Regions from separate parts of the Homo sapiens genome. Here regions 1 and 3 are each linked to region 2. Evidence: chromatin contacts called from ENCODE Hi-C or POLR2A ChIA-PET data. All regions are on one chromosome and are shown on one strand. The core of a region is the stretch at or near the end of the contact, and the rest is flanking DNA. Distances in the headings are between cores, read along the strand shown.

What was found. A loop is a pair of places that touch in the nucleus more often than their neighbours do. ChIA-PET counts read pairs that join two places held with the same protein, here RNA polymerase II (POLR2A). Pooled maps may share reads with other maps.
Region 1: a map with no recorded cell type shows a loop between it and region 2 (10-fold over the local background). The contact joins the promoter of STXBP5 here to the promoter of STX11 in region 2. A Hi-C loop is called at or near these places in 3 of 37 single-sample maps with no recorded cell type and 9 of 50 pooled maps.
Region 3: a map with no recorded cell type shows a loop between it and region 2 (8-fold over the local background). The contact joins the enhancer-like site here to the promoter of STX11 in region 2. A Hi-C loop is called at or near these places in 1 of 37 single-sample maps with no recorded cell type and 2 of 50 pooled maps. POLR2A ChIA-PET finds 5 or more read pairs at or near these places in 1 of 52 experiments (BJ).

Annotation. Positions count from the first base shown.
Region 1 is chr6:147,202,981-147,206,562 of GRCh38, forward strand. STXBP5 (syntaxin binding protein 5) reads left to right here and starts at 1,437. Exons shown (of 28, transcript NM_001127715.4): 1 at 1,437-1,702; 2 at 2,991-3,088. The coding sequence starts at 1,553. It overlaps STXBP5-AS1 (STXBP5 antisense RNA 1), which reads right to left and starts at 1,634. Exons shown (of 11, transcript NR_034115.1): 1 at 1,433-1,634. LOC124901422 (a long non-coding RNA gene) reads right to left here and starts at 591. Exons shown (of 2, transcript XR_007059803.1): 1 at 1-591. RefSeq lists silencers at 620-1,039, 1,070-1,119, 1,140-1,219, 1,390-1,579.
Region 2 is chr6:144,149,016-144,152,904 of GRCh38, forward strand. It overlaps STX11 (syntaxin 11), which reads left to right and starts at 1,502. Exons shown (of 2, transcript NM_003764.4): 1 at 1,502-1,688. RefSeq lists a silencer at 1,189-1,628.
Region 3 is chr6:148,757,915-148,761,545 of GRCh38, forward strand. The region is part of intron 1 of UST (uronyl 2-sulfotransferase); the gene reads left to right. LOC107986659 (a long non-coding RNA gene) reads right to left here. Exons shown (of 2, transcript XR_001744408.2): 1 at 2,918-3,631; 2 at 1-2,065. Among named protein-coding and RNA genes, the nearest start is that of UST, 13 kb to the left of the region's middle. RefSeq lists an enhancer at 2,804-3,554. Within about 2 kb of position 2,002, at least 10 of the 41 ENCODE cell types and tissues checked have a DNase peak (open chromatin) inside an H3K27ac peak, as active enhancers do.

The DNA of each region.
Region 1 (3,582 bases), core at 187-2,686, 3.1 Mb after region 2:
CCCCTTTCCCCGTTCTAGAGTGAAGCTCCCAGGGCATTACTGAGTGGCTCATCAGCGTCAGGGCAGATTGAAGGTTCTGAAAAATAGTGGCAGCGCGGCGTTTCCTGCCACCCGCGCTCCTCCCCGGCGAGGGGCTGGGTGCGGGGTAGTGTCATCGGCCCGGGCTGACACCGGCCCTGGAACCGTTCCCCGCTGGCAGCCTCTTCCATCCCAGCAGCTAACTGCTAAGACCAGACACGTTCCACCAACAGTAACAGCTGTAGGAAAGAACCCGTTTTTTCCCGTCTAGGTTTCTCTCCTTTTCCTAGTACCTAAGTCCATCATCCTCCTGCCACTGACATATCGTTGTCTAGACGCTCTTTTTCAAAACTCAAATCCAATCAAACAAAAACAACGCCCGTCAATAAAGCAAGAAAAATAATACTGCAGCCAGCGGCCAGGAGCGTGCACCCCATTAACGGCGAGAAAGCATCAACCCCTGCTGTAATGACTGAATTGGAAAGAAAGGTTTCCTGCTGCTTGTTAGTCGTCAACATTTTTACTATGCCAGCTGCAAGAGAAGCAGCTGCATACTCTGGCAACTCGACTGGGGTGGGAGAAATTTAGCCAGCGTCTGGGATTTTCGCAGAAGATAATTTAAGCCCCAGCTTCGCTCGGGCTGGGGGGCTGGGGGCCTGCTGGGCCAGGGTGGGGGAACCGGGCTGCGGCGCGCATGCGCAGGTACCGCAGCCCGGCTCCTGGGAGGCCCTGCTGCCGCCACCGCCGCGGCCCGCGCTGTAACCGCGGCTGCCGCTGCTGCTCCGGGCGGGCGTTGGTGCCGTGTGCCGAGGCGCCCTGTCAGGCGATGGGGAGCGGCTGGGCGGGGAGAGCCGACGGCCGCGGCGGCGCCTGAGGAACGCAGCCGGGCTCGGGAGCGGCGAGGGCGGGCCGGTCCAGCGGCGGAGGAGCGAGGCGGGGCGAGGCAGGCGGCGCGGGGACCCACACCAGGCGCCTTGTGTGCGAGGCCGAGCGGCGGCCGCGGACAGAGAGCCGGCGACCCCCGGCAGGAGGAGAAGGAGCCGGAGGACGCGCCGAGGGACTGCGGGGCCGGGGCGGGCGAGCAGCGGCGCGGCCGCGGGCCATGGACGCAGCGGCGACGGTGGCGGCGCCGGGGGCGAGCCGGGGCGGCGGCGCGGCGCAGAGTCCGCCCGCGGCCAGGTGAGGCTGGGCTGAGCGGGCTCGGGCGCCGCCGCCACTGCTGCTGCTGCTGCTGCCGGGCCGCGGAGCGAGGCGGCGGCGGCGGCGGCTGAATCGGCACCACAGCAGCCGCGCCAAGCAGCGGCGGCCTCGGAGGAAGAGGGGTCGCCGCCCAGGTTTCTTGCGGCCGCCGCTCTTGTCGTCGCAGTATTTCCTGTTCGGATTATCTTTTGCTTCCCCCCAGCTGCCTCCTTACCCTCACACTCCCACTCCTCCGTTTCCGCGGTCGAAGCTGCCTTCGGCCCCGGGTGGTCTCCCCCGCCCGGGGACCCCCTGTGCCTCCCCTCCCGGGCTGCGGGGGAGCCCCTCCGAGACCATGAGGAAATTCAACATCAGGAAGGTGCTGGACGGCCTGACCGCCGGCTCGTCCTCGGCGTCGCAGCAGCAACAGCAGCAGCATCCGCCTGGGAACCGGGAGCCGGAGATCCAGGAAACGCTCCAGTCCGAGCACTTTCAGCTCTGCAAGGTGAACGGAGCGCGCAGCCCCGCGACACCGTCATTGAAAAATTGGGGTTGTTTTAAGGGGGCTACTCGGGCTTTACATGGGAATGCAAGGGAAGAGAACGCCAATAATAATAATAATAACTCTAATAAAAGGCTCGCTCCTCCCTTGGCAAACGTTTCTTCGGTGGGTTGTTTTGGAGATTGATACCTTACTCCTTTTCATTGATTTTTCTCTCTCCCCTTTGCACATGCAGCAATCAGTTCAAGGTTGCTTCAAACTATTATCCGACCTTTAATCGTATTCTGACACTGCCAGTAATAACCTGGAAGCTTTTATATTCAAGCGTTTTAATATGATTCACCAACTTCGAAGTTTCCTTTGGAAACGGTGTCTAATGAATGTTGTTTATCAAAAAGCCAAACCTGTTCTACCACACCTTTGCTCATCACTTTTCCCTTAAAATGTGGTGTAAGTGGCTTACGATATGAAATCACAGGGTTCTTTTTATCATTATGTTTGTTAAAAAGTACTGAGATTTTTGCCTGTTAATGGCACGATAATTGCCATAGCGTTCTGTAATTCAGAAAGAATGATGCAGCGAATTAAGTCACCAGCTGCTTAATGAGAAACACAAACTTGCCTCGGTTTTAATACCTGCCTTTCTCATAAATAGCCATGTATTTGTATGTCAGAGTTAATTAAAAGTGTGCATATATATATATATATATATATATATAGGTCTAATGCCCTAAAATGATTATGGCCTTAATAGTAAATTGCAAAAATGTATGTTGTACTCATCTTCATTCTGTTACAAGTGTAAAATGTTGGGATAGAGGTTTGATTATTGCTCTACTGAATGCTTGACTAAAGTAATTATATGACAGCTTTTCCTTAGAAGTACTTGCGTTAGCATCCAAATAAAGTAATGATGAAATGAATACTGCCAAAATAAAGTATGAATTGCATTTAATGGGTTTACAGAATTTTGGACCATTGCAAACTTTAGTCATCTGGTGTCGGATGTAGTAGTATAGAATATTAATAAAAGATTTTCTTCTATGGAATACCAGTATTATGGAAAAGCGAAATTAAAGTATATCACTGGACTAGATTTTTGTTTGTTTCAGGTTCTATGTGAATAACTTTGTTAATGTAGGTTTCACTTATTTTTTCAAAAGCAGTAAGTGCATGTGTATGTGTTTTGCATCAGTGGTAGTGGTTCTAAATTCTAACGCCTCTATTGACTTTCTATTTTAAAATTTCGCTTGCTGCCTTGGTTGCTGTGATGTCACTTGCCCATCCCTAGACTGTTCGCCATGGATTTCCCTATCAACCCTCAGCCCTGGCCTTTGATCCTGTACAGAAGATCCTGGCAGTGGGAACTCAGACTGGTGCTTTAAGGCTGTATCCTTTCTTTAATTTTATTTTTTAACTTCTACTTTGTTCTCCCCAGTCCTTCTGTGTTGCTGATTAGTTCCAAAGAAAGTTTTTATTTTCCTGTTGGTGTGATTAGATATATACTATGAGAAATCATGTGTTGGCTTTTCCCTTGATTATAATTCAGCTTATATACTGCTGTGATGTTTCTCAGCTCCTAGTTTATAGTAGCTAAACATATATCCAAATAGAGGTCTAAAGTTTTTTTATGATAACTATTTTATTTGTAAGGAGATAGAAGTTTCTAAGGAAAAATATATCTGCTTCTATACTATTGGTGTGATGAATGAGGTATGTTAAGGATGAGGTTTAAAGACAATTACTTTTAAAAATATTATGCATGGTAGATATTGAACTTATGACCTATTCTAATAAATTAGAGATTGGATTTCAATCTGAATTTGGTTGTTTTTGGCATGTCCGTGTAGAAAAACAATTAGCAGAAGTGTAGCAAATTAATT
Region 2 (3,889 bases), core at 252-2,751:
CCAGGAGGGAGACCACACATGTAATATGCCACATTCATCACATCATATTGACTACATGCCATCAATGAGTCACGATTGTTGACGTTGGCTTAGAACATCTGGCTGGGGTAGTGTCTGTCGGCTTTCTCCATTGTAAACCTACTGTTTTTCCCTTTCCACATTGTACTATTTTGGAGGAAGTCACTGTGCACAGCCTAGGGTACATGATCTACATAAATTATTTGGAATTATTCTGTATAGGAGATTTGTCTCCTCTCCGCCTTTTATTTATTTATTCAATTATTTATTTATATCAGTGTAGACTCATGGATTTTTTTACTTTGGCTTGTAATCCAATACTACCTTGTTTAGTTTACTTCGTTGCTCAAATGGTTCCATCTTTGGCAACTGGGAGCTTTCAGGTGGTTCCTGTGTCTAAACATTCTGCCATCAAGGCAGGATTCGTTCTTTAGTTTTATTTTTTTTCTTCTCATTCAATTGAGACAGCGTCTCATTCTGTCGCCCAGGCTGGAGTACAGTGGCGCGATCTCGGCTCACTGCATCCTTGACCTCTCAGCCTCAAGTGATCCTCCCACCTTAGCCTCCCGAGCAGCTGGGATCACAGCGTGCGCCACCACGCCCAGTTAATTTTTTTATTTTTTGTAGAGATAGGCTTTCACCACATCGCTCAGGCTGGTCTCAAACTCCTGGGCTCAAGAGATCCTCCCCCTTCGGCCTCCCAAAGTGTTAGGAATACGCGCGTGAGCCACCGCGCCCGGCCCGATTTTTCCTTTTTTGAGTATCACTTCCTTACTTTTCAGCCTCAGCCTTGTTTTTCAAGGTGCTTTACCACCACCTGGCACAATCCACACTTTCTATTTATCCCTCCCCGTTAAAGTGCCGGGACCTGGAGGGTGGGTCTTGGCAGTATTTTTGAGCGCGGTGGGCACACAAGGGGACGCTCAGTTGATATCCAGAGAATGATGAGCCCGGCGGGTGTTGAGGCCGACTGGAGAGAGGTTGGTCGGCAGGGTTCTGGGAAGGCGGTGCTCGGCCTCCGTGTGACCGCAGGCTCCTCGCCCGCGTCCTCGAGGGTCCCAGGGATGCAGGACCTGCCGCAGCTTCCGCAGCCACACCCACGCTCAGAGACGGCTTCCAGCGTCCTCGCCGCGGCAACGCACCGGACTGCAAATGTCACCAGCGCAGCGGGGATTCCCGGGGGAAGTCCAGCGCGCTCCCTGCCCTGGGGACCAGAGGACGAGCGGAGGAAGTGTCTTGGGCGGCAAACATCCCACTCCCCGCGCCGGTCCGCGCAGCCCGCGGGAACGCCCCTGGGCTTGCGGGAGGGGCTGGAGCGCGTCCCCGGCTCCGGGCGGTCCCGAGCGCATGGACTCTGGGTGGGGCGGGAACCCGCGCTCTGTGAGCCGGCTGCCGCCGCGCCCCAGCGCTGTCATCCCGGGGCGGGGCCTGGTCCCCAGCTGTGGTCGCTTCCTAAGCGGCGGGGGCTGAGCCGGCGGCGCCCAGATGCGGCCGCGGCGGCGCGGAGCTCGGGCGGCCGTGGAGGAACTCAGCCTCGGCCGCAGGAGGCGCCGGGAGCGGAGCCGCCGGGAGTCGCGCAACAGGTTTCCTTCTCCATCGCTGCGCCCACAGGGGACGCGCGCCCTGCCGGGAGAGGGGCTTCTCGGTTCGCACTCTCGCTCCCAGTCCAGGTTTGTTTTTCTCTTCCTGAGCCCCCATTTCTCTTCCTGACTATTTTCCCCGTGCGCGGAGAGATCGGGGAGGGCGGGTCGGGGCGGGGGCACTGTCTAGGCTCGGGACCCGCGGCTGTGCCTTAGGTGGGATTTTGGATCTGGCGCAGGTCCTCACGCCGCCTCTGGGCACCTTCGGAAACACAGCATTGGGTTTCTCATATAAAGCAGAATGATTTTTTAAAATTACTTTTAATTTCAGAGGCTGAGGGACTTAGGATTTAGTGCTTCGTAAGAATTATTTTAGGGATACCTGTTGGTAGGCTGCCTTTATAAAGTGTCCACCCAAGACTACTTTTATTTTAAATCGAAAGGCTGGAGTGTTTTTTTATTATCACCTCTTCACTTCCTAGTAGGGTGACTGTGTCAAAAACACCAGAATGGGTACTTCTTGACTTGAACTTGGCGGTGTCACTCAGTAGCCAGGAAAGACGGAGAAATTGATAGAGCCTTCGAGGAGTCCCTTCGAAGCCCACGTAAGACTTTGTTTTAGAAACATGGAGAGAAGTAGTGGCAATGCCTGCGAGAGCCACGCCGTCCTGAGAGGGAATTCTGCCTTTTTCTAGACTCCGCTGACACCAGCTGAGATCTGTATTACTTCCTGTGGTTCTCACGCACTTGTTTCAGCCGTTTCTCAGCAGAGGGAGGAGCTGTTATTTACAGGTATCCAAAAATGAGTCACAGGGCTGCTCTCTTAATTGTGAGACTTTGTTAATGAACTTTTGAAAAGCGAGGCTTGCTTTAAAATGAGACTCTAGATGTGAAATGCCTGCCCTGCCAACCTGGGGCAGTGGTATGGGAAGTGACGATTGAGTTTTCAGTTTCCTAAGGCGCCTGATGTTACAACATGCCAGTAAAGGTCACTGGGCTGATCTAAGATAACCATTGAAATCATGTGCTTTGCCACAGATGCCCAAGAGAAAATTAATTTCATTATTCAATGACCATTTTGCTGTCATTTTCACTGCATGGGAGAAAGGTATCATTTAATGTGGTGATTGTAAGTAACTCTCTAAAATCAAAATATTTCAGACAGTTTGTGTTTACTAAATTGGTGCTAAAACCACATGATGATTTTTGAAGCGGGTGGGTCCCAGCGGGAGCAGAGAAATTTAAAAGTTGAAGCTGACAAGTCCTATTGCGGTGGGTAACAGCCCTTAGGAAGGGACTGCACACTATCTCAACACGGTAGAGAAGGGGACACCATCTCTACTGGAGCTGAGTTGAGCTGAATTCAGCCTCAAACAACAGTTACCAGGTACCTTCTCTGTGCCAGCCTCTTCCCTGAACCTTGCTTGTACAACCATGAATAATAGGATCCTGCCGGCAAGGTACTAGGGTAAATCTATACCCAGAGTGAAGTTTCTGTGCCAATATAACTCAATATGCTGGGTCCCAGTGTATTTAAAGAGTAGACTCAGCAGATTATCACCCCTAGATAATTGCGGTCACGATTAGTTGATAGTGTGACTTTTAAGAAATAGTGTGACTAATTAATAGTTTATTTAAATATGCTGGAAAATTCAATATAATGAGATAGGTGCTAGGGTAAATCTATACCCAGAGAAAAGTTTCTGTCCCAATATGACTGATGTTTCTGAAGATCTGGGATTTGGAATGGACTGGGTCATGGCTGGAAGAGCAAGGAAACTTTTGAGTTTAGTCATTTACTTGTCTTTGTAGGCAGCCTATTCTTCATTTGATACATGATTTAAAAATGTATGAATTTGAAAGGTATGGTTTTTAAAGTGCTTGAATGAACCATGTTTCATGTTATTTAATAACCATGTAAAACGAAATTCAGCTGATTATCACCCCTGGACAATTGCAGTCACCTTTAGTTAACAGCATGACTTTTAGGAAATGGTGTGACTAATTAATAGGTTGTTTTGTTTTGTTTTGTTTTTTGAGACAGAGTCTCACTCTGTTGCCCCAGGCTGGAGTGTGGTGGTGCAATCTTGGCTCACTGCAACCTCCACCTCCTGCGTTTAAGCAATTCTTGTGCTTCAGCGTCCCAAGTAGCTGGGACTACAGACACCCACCACAACACCCGGCTAATTTTTGTATTTTTAGTAGGGACAAGGTTCGGCCCTGTTGGCCAGGCTGGTCTCGAACTGCTGACCTCAGGTGATCTGCTTGCCTTGGCCTCCCAAAGTGCTGGG
Region 3 (3,631 bases), core at 752-3,251, 4.6 Mb after region 2:
AGCTTGAATAATTTTATTAACTTCTCTGAACCTCTGATGTTTTGATGTATACAATAGGATTAATAATTGCTGTTTTACAGGATACTTCTCTAACCCAAGGCCTGACATTTAAGTTCAACAATTGCCAATTTTCTCAGCTTGTTCTTTGCTTCCCTTTAACTCCCTCTTCATTTAGCACACATACACATATGAGTGTACACACACACTCATATCAGAACACAGCTGGGGGAGTATACAGATTCACTGATAACCTGACTTCCAATTGAAAGAAGCAATCAAACCTAGAAATACACAATTACTTCACTAGTATTTGGCAAGGGCTCTTCAACACCTGACAAGTTCCGGTAATTCATCCATCCCACTAATTACATATATGTACCCCTTCCTGCTTCTTCTCTTCTGCTTCCTGGAGATAGTCTTTAAATGACACATTTTTTGCACAGCCTGATTTCCTCTGTTTTGAATTTATCCACACTACTTTTTTTGTTCCTGCATTCACAAAATAAAAATAGCTGTGTGGAGGGAGTATGCTGGCGCTTACTCTCTGGGATAGCCAGCTGTTCTAGGATTGCACTAGTGATCCATAAGATACATCCTTTCAGAAATAATCACAATGCCAGGCATACACTGTGCCTGCTCCCAGAACTTCCCCCATTCATGACGAAACTACCACGTCCAGTAGTACGCCCACTTTCTTTTCTCAGTTCCCACTTCCCTCTCATTGACAGTCAGAGCAAGAGCAGTGAACCGCAGAAGCAGATCTTGTGTCTTCACTTGCTTGTTTCCCAAGCTCAGCCTCTCTGTGTTGCCTTGCTCTGTTAGCCTCCAGTAGGTGTTGCGGCAAGTGAGAGCCATACCATCTGGCATGGCCAATCACCCAGTTCCTTGAGCAGTTGAAGGCAAATGCTGATTTTACATTATTTCGTAGAAAGTTGTATTTTGTTTGGGGACCTTAAAAACCCTGACCTTGTCATCCAGCACAGAGCTTCCTGCTTTAACACAAAGGCTGTTTGACATGAATGCCTTCCCATTGGATAAACAGAACCGTCAGGCAGAGCCATGCGGCTGGATGGAGGGGGCACTAGGCCTGGGTGTGCAGGGTGACCCGACAATAAGTCAGTTGTCGGTGTTAAGTCATGTGAGCCTCCAAGGCTTCAGTGTCTTCATCTCTACAATGAAGGAGTTTCATTAGATCCATGATTCTCAGCTGTTTCCGTTCCTTAGGACCCTCATCCATAGCAGTGTTTCCATAGGGTCTTGACTGTCCCTATGGGAATACATCTCAGTGGCCAGGAGAGGGAGAAAGGGCATGGCATTGGAAGTCCTTTTAAAAAAGTCCCTGAGCTCACGCCTGTAATCCCAGCACTTTGGGAGGCCGAGGTGGGTGGATCACGAGGTCAGGAGATCGAGACCATCCTGGCTAACATGGTGAAACCCCGTCTCTACTAAAAAATACAAAAAAATTAGCCGGGCGTGGTCGCGGGCGCCTGTAGTCCCAGCTACTAGGGAGGCTGAGGCAGGAGAATGTCATGAACCCAGGAGGCGGAGCTTGCAGTGAGCCGAGATCGCACCACTGCACTCCAGCCCGGGCGACAGAGCGAGACTCCATCCCAAAATAAATAAATAAATAAAAATAAAAAAATAAAAGAATGCGGCGTACGCGGTGGTTCACGCCTGTAATCCCAGCTCCCTGGGAGGCCGAGGCGGACGGATCACAAGGTGAGGAGATCGAGACCGTCCTGGCTAACACGGTGAAACCCCGTCTGTACTAAAAATACAAAAAATTAGCCGGGCATGGTGGTGGGCGCTTGTAGCCCCAGCTACTCGGGAGGCTGAGGCAGGAGAATGGTGTGAACCCGGGAGGTGGAGCTTGCAGTGAGACAAGATCGCACCACTGTACTCCAGCCTGGGCGACAGAGCGAGACTCTGTCTCAAAAAAAAAAAAAAAAAAAAAAAAGTCCCTGAGGTAATTTTTCTGTGCACTCCCAGGGGAGAGTGTTTCTTTTCTCTTGAGAATCACTGAAGTAGATCGTTCTAAGATCTCTGCTGTTCTTCAAATCATGTGCTGAAAGAGACAAGAGGTCATATAATTGTAGCAACTGAAACAAATATAAGGCTATTTTCTTTGGACCCAAACACTTATTTTAAAAATTGCAGAAGTCAAGTGACCAAGGCAAGTAGAATACACAAAAACATTTTAGGCCATCGTTGTCATTTTCTGAGTCTTAATCATAGTTAAATTTTTTCTAAAATTAAAATCAGCAGTGCGTTTCCTCCACCTCCGCCAGAACTTGCTCTAGAAATTAGGGGAAGCAGAATGTCCCCAGGAAGTCCTAAGAGAGAAGAAGCAGAGTAAGACATGGGTTTCCAGAGTTTAGAGTCTCACTATGTGATAGGTGAAAGCTGTGTTGTTGATGAGGATTTGCACAGCCTCCTCCCGGTTGCCTGCTACTGACCATCCCATTTCACTGTGGGCAGCTCCAGTGGGTAAGAGGGTTCTTCACAGTGTGGTGAGCTACTCCTTTCTAGCCTCCATCCATTTTTTGCTGTTCTTCTGGAAGCTATATAGGCTTGTCTATTGGACTTTATAGTCTTCAAATAATTGAAGATACTAAAATGACTATTATGTCTACCCTGCTCTGCTACACACATAAATCTTGTCCAGACAAATAGGTCTGTTTACCAGTACTTTCTCATCAGAAGTCATTTGAAGACACAGAAAGTAAAAACCACAAAGAAAAAAAAAACTATATTAAAGTGAAAGCTCAACAGTAACACCCCATAACCATAGCAAAACAAAACAAAACAAAACAAAACAAAACAAAAAAAAACCACAAACATCTCCCCAGGAAATAGAACTAATATGCAGGTCTTTAAAAGTTCAGTTTATCAATGAGAAAAAGATAAACCAACTCACGAGATAAATGGGCAGAGTACAGGAGCAGTCACAGAAGAGGAGACACGGCTGGCCAGTAAGCACAAAGAGAAATGAAATGGTTTTGATTCCCTTACACATCTTAGCCCCCTTCCTCTGTCTACATGGCCCGTAAAAGCCACAGAACTGAACAGTTTTCCAGTTCCCTCAGTGAGCCTGCTTTGTGCAGTGGTATGTTACTGTCAGAAGGGATCCTCTTCGAAGCTGTGGTATTTGAGAATGACTGCTCCTCCCACCGCTTTTCTGAGGGTGTTAGCAGGAGTGCAACAGAGCCTTACTTCAAGGCCCCCAGCGGGCTGGCTGGAACCCTGCTTCAGCTCCTCCAAGCACGTGCGGCCAAGTTCTGGGAGCCACGTCGATGTGGGTTGATGGGTCCCCTGAGACGCCCTCTCTGCTCAGAACACAGCCAGTAAGCCATGGGCAGATCACAACAAACAGCACCCTGCCTTCTGCTCCGCCTCCCTCCATCTACCACACTGCCAAGTTCCTAAGAAGCTTAGGGGAGAAGGAACTGCTGTGGTGCTTAGAATGCAGTGTCTTGCCTGAAAGTATTTTCTCAGTCTTTGAGAAAACAGTGGAACTGACTCATCTGGTCAGAGCTTTACAGAAATGTGATTGCAGATCTCTTGCAATTTCATTCTGCTTTAGTGTCAGAATTCATCCGACAACGTGCCAAAAAAAAAAAAAGTGTGTAAA